Regions from separate parts of the Homo sapiens genome. Here regions 2 and 3 are each linked to region 1. A link is a loop called in an ENCODE intact Hi-C map of the cell type or tissue named here. Cell type or tissue: dorsolateral prefrontal cortex. All regions are shown on one strand.

What was found. Peaks named below come from ENCODE experiments on the same cell type or tissue, not always from the same donor. Only the 100,000 strongest peaks of a DNase experiment are listed, where the experiment ranks them.
Region 2: a loop joins it to region 1, with 8 times the contacts of the local background. A loop is called at or near these places in 92 of 110 quality-filtered maps.
Region 3: a loop joins it to region 1, with 3 times the contacts of the local background. A loop is called at or near these places in 67 of 110 quality-filtered maps.

Annotation. Positions count from the first base shown.
Region 1 is chr2:134,244,033-134,246,532 of GRCh38, reverse strand. It overlaps a transcript of MGAT5 not described here. Among named protein-coding and RNA genes, the nearest start is that of MGAT5, 8.8 kb to the left of the region's middle. RefSeq lists enhancers at 869-1,369, 1,370-1,870. In dorsolateral prefrontal cortex, CTCF peaks have their summits at 747 and 948 (motif pointing right); DNase peaks (open chromatin) are centred at 173 and 962; H3K4me3 peaks cover 154 bases; H3K27ac peaks cover 918 bases.
Region 2 is chr2:134,117,006-134,119,505 of GRCh38, reverse strand. No RefSeq gene overlaps it. Among named protein-coding and RNA genes, the nearest start is that of MIR3679, 8.9 kb to the left of the region's middle. In dorsolateral prefrontal cortex, CTCF peaks have their summits at 867 and 1,067 (motif pointing left); a DNase peak (open chromatin) is centred at 1,065; H3K4me3 peaks cover 346 bases; H3K27ac peaks cover 1,093 bases.
Region 3 is chr2:134,410,685-134,413,184 of GRCh38, reverse strand. It overlaps MGAT5 (alpha-1,6-mannosylglycoprotein 6-beta-N-acetylglucosaminyltransferase), which reads right to left. Exons shown (of 16, transcript NM_002410.5): 12 at 170-316. Among named protein-coding and RNA genes, the nearest start is that of MGAT5, 160 kb to the right of the region's middle. In dorsolateral prefrontal cortex, a CTCF peak has its summit at 993; DNase peaks (open chromatin) are centred at 394, 1,004 and 1,536; H3K4me3 peaks cover 2,048 bases; H3K27ac peaks cover 2,500 bases.

The DNA of each region.
Region 1 (2,500 bases):
ATGGAACGGGGACGGTGGTGGGGGGCAGTCTTCATCTAAATACAGTTGGTGTTAAAAGGAGAAGCAGAGGAGGAGAAGGGACAGGCAAAGCAGCTTTCTCTTCTAAAATAAATCCAAATTCCTGGGAAGAAGCTCTGAGGTCATTCACTCCCCCAGATGGCCCAGTGCCACCAACCTGATAGAGCCCACTCAGCAGGTGCCCAAAAGCTCAACTGTGAATCCCTGACAGCTGTGATGCCACCAACTCTCTTCTAGCTCTAGGAAGCAAAGGAGCTCAGGAGCAGGCAGGGTGCTGCCCAAGAAATAGGTATGAACAGAGACCTTTCACTTTCAGGACCTGGGTCCTTTTTTTTTTTTTTTTTTTTATAAACAGGAAAAACACATTCTAAATGAAAACAGTCTGTTCCCTTTGGAAGTGGCTAAACTAGTCTTATTTTAATTAACTAGCTGAAATACACCTGCTAAAAACAACACACCTTTGCTATCTTGGGAATACTCTTTGAATATCTGGGTTTTAAACAGCCCATCCCCTCTTACATTTGAAGTGATCAAAGCAAGACAGTCCTGTACCCAGAGTTTTAATTCATTACACTACACTTGCATTTTTCCTGTGGGCAGAGAAAGGAAAACCTCCAATGCCACCCACCTGAAGTGCATATTTGTCTTGCAGTTATACCATCCACTCAGTGGAGTTCAGGGCTCCATATCTGGCATCAATAGCAAAATAAATTTCCAAACACTGTAACAGGGCTGGTGAATCTGGGTCCAGAACATGCACTCTTCTTCCTGCCCTCTCTATTCCCAGGTTCTGCCACACCTACCCCAGCTGTTCTCTGACATTCACAGGTATAAAGAAGACAGATGGAAAGGAGATGGGGGTAGTCTTCACCTAAATACAGTTGGTGTTAAAAGGAGAAGCAGAGGAGGAAGGGACAGGCAAAGCAGCTTTAGAGGCAAAACAGGCCACTAGAGGGCGTGGGTGGGGTAAGAGAAAACCAACATTTGATGATTTTATCCTGACTTAGTCTCTTGGATGTGCACATTACTGGCAGGTGGACAAAAGGGAAAGAGGACAAGAGTGAGAAGGAAGCTGTGGTTGCTGGAGCAGATAAGATCTTCACATGTTCTATGAGTTTCATTCACTAGGCCCATACGATATTCACAGTTGAGAGAATTTCCTAACAACAAAAAAAGGCAACAGCGGTAACTCCAAGAATTCTGAGGGGCTGGGCGCTGTGGCTCACGCCTGTAATCCGCACTTTGGGAGGCCGAGGGGGCGGATCACGAGGTTGGGAGGTCGAGACCATCCTGGCTAACACGGTGAAACCCCGTCTCTCCTAAAAATACAAAAAATTAGCCGGGCGTGGTGGCAGGCGCCTGCAGTCCCAGCTACTCGGGAGGCTGAGGCAGGAGAATGGCGTGAACCCGGGAGACGGAGCTTGCAGTGAGCCGAGATCGCGCCACTGCACTCCAGCCTAGGCGACAGAGCAAGACGCTGCCTCAAAAATAATAATAATTCTGAAAACAACTACTAAACCAAAACAAAGCACGGGTCCCTGAAAAATGAAATAAATCACTTTAATCCAATGTTTCTCAATCTTTGCACAACTGACATATGGGTCTGAATAATTTTTTTGTTGTGGGAAGCTATTAGAGGTTTAACAGCATTGCTGGCCTCTAGCCACTAGATGCCATTAGAGCCCTCCAATAACCCTCTATAACTAGAGGGTTGTGACAATCGAAAAATGTCTCTCAACACTGCCAAAACTGCCTCGGTTGAGAGGGACTGCCTTACCAATCAACAGGATCTTACTCACCCACTGGAAGATGCTCAGACAGGTTCTGCCCATGTAACTAGAATGCAGAGTGAGAGAGAAGCAGACCAAGGTGAACCTGGGAGTCCATCACCACCCCTCAAGACCAGCAGGCTCAGAAGCCTGTGCTGAGGCTGTGGAAGGCCTCAGAGTGAAGGAAGGTGGCCGACTGCTGATGCTGTCTCAAGGTGACTGATAAATGAGTCTCATTTTCTCCACATCTCTCAGTGCTGTCTGGGCACTGACTGAGAATCTCATTCCTAGGCTAGCTGTGCCCAATTTACTAATGAGTATTAAGGCACTGGGCCTCTGCTCCAAAGACCTGGTCCATAAATCAATGAGCACAGGGAAGAAGGCTTTGAGCAAGACCAAATCTGGATGATGCTTCATCAGACAGCCATTAAAAAAAAAAACAAAAAACGCTAGGATTGTCACCTGGCATCCGGCCCAGGAAACCATGAACAGGCTTTAAGATAGGTTGATAATGACTCTCTAAGAAGAAAGAAAGAATCATCTGTGAAAAGATCACACAGCATGTCAATTTGTCAGGTAGGTCTCCTTAATGTTGAATGAAAATACTCAAAAGATTTGCTTCCACTCTCAAAGGACAGTAAAGCCACAAAGAAATTTTATAATAAGTGTAAAATGCACCTTTTCTCTGAGGATCAGACTTCTGGCAACACTCT
Region 2 (2,500 bases), 130 kb after region 1:
GCCATTTGGTTTTTGTGACCTTGGGCAAGCCACTTAACCATTTGAATTCATCTTTATGAGCATAACAAATGCTGCTTCATGAGGTTATTGTGAAGATGATATGAAATATATGTGAAATACTTAGGGATATGTGGCACTTATAAATGAAATCCATTCTTTCTTCTCTGCCCTGCTCCCACTCCCGGATTTTAGGAACACTCTGGACGAGCTAGCTGAAAACTGCACTGTTGTAAATTCACAAATAAAACACATCCCGTGCCCTGAAGGCACCACAAAGAACATTGACTGACATGAGAGATTAAATCCAACCAAGCCCCAGGAGAGAGAATGCCATACATTTACATCGATAAGCATTATAGTTTCTTGTTAAGTAGTATCTGGAATGGAGGAAGAGTGGGCTATTGAGCTAGTGGTAGAATCCACAAGACCATAACCCCAGCAATTTCCAGACCCCATAACCAGTCACTACATCCAGACCTCATAAGGATTCATGTTCAGTTTCCCCTCATCTGCCCTGCAGGACTTCACCCCTACTTCGTTGTCCTCTCTGGGGTCTTATTTCTTGGACTTAGCTCGCCCCCACCCTACTACGCACCCTCCCCACCAGAGGCATTTACAAACGAGGATCATGGAATTTTTAGACCCTAGGAATGATTCAGTCCCTTTCCTTCATTTTGTAAGTGAGCTCATAGCTGGTTGAGGTCTCCTGACCCCAGGACCTTTTAATAGGGCATATCCATAGCCTCTCCTGCACTGAGCAAGCTCTGGGCTTTGGGCACCTTATGTCAATCCTGTCTTCAAGTTTAGCTGGAGGAAATGGCTCTAGCACTTCCTGACCAGATAAGCCCCAAATTATCAGCCACTTGGCTCCTCAGCTGTTAGAAACTGTCGAGTCAAGATACTCAAAAACCACAGGGAAATCTGCAAGGCCAGGATGACTAAGAAAAGACCTTTTGGTGAAATCCCAGTAATGTTCTGAGGCACGTATTTCCCTCAGTCCCTTGAGAGAAAATAGTATCTTTAGCTCTCCCCAAGCACCAGGAGGGAAATAGAAGAATGGTGACATCTGGTGGCCGGGACTTGCTGTACTGGATACAGATCATGTAGATTCTAATCATAATAGATTGGATTTGAAGTCAAGTTCCCACGGGTGGTTAATAATGATACCACCTGGTTGCCTAGAGATTTCTGAAAGGCATCAATCATTTCAACTTTATGAACCCACTGCTATAGAGGATATTACAGATGGTTTTTGTTTCAGGATATTTTTTATAAAAAGTATATGTGTATATAGAGAAATTAAGTAAATTCGTTTGTATACACAAATATACATTTTCCATATTTGTATTACATAGTCTATTTATTTATATAAATCATATACTTGCCATGCGTTTAAGAAAAAGTAATACTATCTAAGTTGTTTTCCCCACAGTTAAGATTACAATTTTTATTATTAATTGCTAAAGGATACTGTTTATGGACATAAGGATGCTTATTAGGATGCAGCTGTATATTTCATCACATCCTCTCAAGAGACCGTTCATTACAAGCTTAGGAAGAAAATAACATAGCAGGATTTCAATAGTGAAAGCCCTGGCAGCTGATGGCCAAGGTCGTGCATTCCTGGTGAACAGAGATTCATTTTTAGCATTTTCACCACTTGCAAACAATGGGTGTCAGGTTAGAAAAAGAAAGATATTTAGGACTATTTCACAACAATGCAACAGTGTTTGTTGGTATTGCTAAGTCTACTCTAACTGTATTGCTTCATTTCTTTTCATTTGTCTGTCACATATATAGTACTTTAAATAATTGCTCAATTATAAGCATAGTAAACACAGCTTTTTACATATAATCAAGTATAGTCAGCCCTCCATATCTGCGGATTTCGATCTGTGATTGATTGAATCTGAGGATTTAGGATCCTCCAAATCCATGCTTACAGAGGGCCAACTATATATTGTTTCTCAGCATCTCTTACTAAGCTGTATGTGAATTACATTTTAACAATTCATGGAGTAGATTTTACTATACGTATTTCATAGAAAAAGAAGCCAAGACTTAGTAAAGGTAAGTAATATACTTACAGATAGGCACTGTTGATAAGGATCACAGCCAGGATTGAATCCAAAGTTTGCCTGACTCCAAAGCCCAGAACCTTTCTATTACACCATGCTTCTCACCCCAGATAACCAGGAAGAAAGGAAGATCCATGCAGAAAGTACTGTGAATAATACAGTAAATATTAAAGGGGATATTTAAGGTACCCTACATAGACCAGGTTTCTTGACCTATTCAAATTGCATGAAAATTATAGCAACAAAATAACAATTATGTATGTAAACCTTATAAAGCTGAGACCCATGTGGTTCAGTCTTGGAACTGGTGTCTGTGAAATAAACAAATGAAATTGTTTTTCTGCCCTGGACCTGAGCTCTAATGGCTTGAGGAATTATCCACTATGTAATCTTGGTACAAGGTAAAACCTCTGATGGTAAAG
Region 3 (2,500 bases), 170 kb before region 1:
CCTGCCCCTAACTTGCAAGGTGATGTGATCAGGTCATTTGCCTCTCTGAGCCTCTATACCCTCACCCTCCCACCCAATCATGTTAGATGAAGTTAATACCTACATGAGCACTCAATAAATAGCTATTATTCATATTATTCAAAATGGAATAATTTTGATAGATGCTTACCTCTCTCAGAGTTGGCTTGCCAATGAAAAAGTCTGTGTTTTTGCTGCTTTTGGGTGGGTTGAACTTGGGATTCAGAAAAGCACATCCATTTGCGATAGCTTCCAGGGGAGCTGGGCCCTCGTAAGGGAACCCAAGTCCAACAAACAACTGTAAGACAGAAAACCACACAGCGTATGAACACATCAGGCAGGACCATCAGGCAGGACGGGCATTCCTAGCTTGCAGGCGGCGATTCTGTGGCCCATTCCCGTGTGGACACCTCACTTTGGAAGGCTCCCAGGCCCTGGGGGGTGGGGCAGAGAGAATTCAGCTTACACCAGGATCTGAAAAACTACGAACTTTTAAAGTCCCCACAAAGCTGCTCAACTCACTATGCTCTCCTCCACCAAGGAACTAAAAAATTAAGTGTCTAGGGGTATCCACGGGGTAGGGAGGATGGAGTATTAAAAGAAAAACAACCACCACCACCACCAAGACCCAACAATAATCCTTCTGTAACTCACCAGGAGACATGACTGGAAAAACACTTGCTTAACTACACAGAAGGTTTCTTCATTGAACCAAAGAAACAACAGGCCCTTTCAGGAATGCTGGGCGGAGGGACAGAAAGGTCACTTGGAGGTTTGATTGCAGTTCAAACGGAACTGCTTTAAAATGATGGTAGGTCAGTAAACACAGGTTTTCATAATGGGGTTTACACTGGGGACACCAACATCTTGGTGTTGATTTTCCCCTCAGAGGGGAGAGAGGGTGCTGTGTTGCTGAATCTGCAAGGCAGCTGCTTCCCTCTCCAGCAGGCAAACCATGTGCTTCCCCCAAGACAGACCATAGATGGCAGCAACAACTTGCTCTCAGTCCTCAGAGCAACCACAGCAGCTGGAAGCCACGATGACAAAGGGGACAAGCTGCAGTTCAGTGGTGCTGATTTCCTGGGTCCAAAAATGAAATAACTGCTCACAGAAATGCCTCGGCACGTACCATCACAGTGGGTGTACTTCACACTGCTGGAGCACTGCAGGTTGTTGATGGGCAGGGTCCAGGTCTGGGCTTGACGAAGCTGTGTCCTCTCTACCCACATAAAAGCCTGTTCTGTTTCAGCCCCCAGGGGCACATTAAGTGAGAAAAGATAACTGGGCCCCAGGGCGTCCTTACCTTCTGCCATCACAGAGCATCACCCAACCACAAGGCCAGGTGTTGAGAATGAAGGAGATGGCTCAACTAGATTTAGCTGCAAGCTTGGTTCTGTTTTTCCCTCGGTCTTTTCACAGCAATCCCCTCCTTCTCACCAGCTTTCCTCTCTTAGCAGCTGCTCTAATTGAATGATCGTTTAGAAAGGTTCAGCTGGAGGGTGCCAGGCCCAAGCTGCCGGGCTGCATGTGTCAGGCCAACCCTGAGCACAGCCCATGGGTGACATACTGGAGAACCAGGTAGCTCCTGAAGGAATTCTGGGGCACAGCACTAACATCTCAGGTTTTCTGGACCTATTTACTTTTGTTTTGAACAGAATAGGGTACTCAATCTTTTTGGTTTTTTGAAAGAATAAATTTTCGTTTCCTGAAAACTGCGTGATCACAATGCCAGAGATGTCCACAGGGCAGGGAGCTGGGAAGAAAAGAAGCTTTAGAGGCCAGCAGAGCCCCTAATGCTGGCTGGGTCATTTCCCCCTTGGGCAGCAGAACCACCAGAGATCACGGGTGGGGGTGATGGTGGTGAGGAAAACATGGTAGCCAGGAGCCTGGAAGCTGTAGGATAAAGGGAAAGCTCTACTACCATTAGGAAGCTCCTGCTCTGCATCTTACTCTTATTATACAGCTAACAGAAACGAGATTGTCAGAGAGAACTTCTAACTATAGGGTGTGGCCTGGACATGTGGCTCAGGGGTGGGGGAGATCTGACTGCTGCAGATGAAATGGAAGGAAACAGTGGGAATGTACTAGTCCCACGACATCCCAGCTTTATGGAATATGAAGAATCCAGGGTTGTTATCTACCAGACTTGTGATCTCTGATTTGCCCTCTCCTATCAGACTTTGGAGAGGATGTGCCGGCTCTCCAGTGGAAAACAAATGACCTCTGTCAGGCCGTGGTTGGGCATAAGATAGCACAGGGAGTCCAGATCTTTCTGACTGAGGAGAAAAGTGCCAGAAGACGCAGATCAGGATTTCTGCAGGTTTAGTCAGAGAACCCACAGTGCCTCCTGACCTCTGAAAATCAGGGCCTGCCATGAAGTGTGGATACCTTCATCAACTCTAAATTTCAAAGAACAGCTTTGGAGGAAATGCAAGCAGCACAATGTTTGTCTATTTAAATAGAAAATCTTGGGAAAAATTTA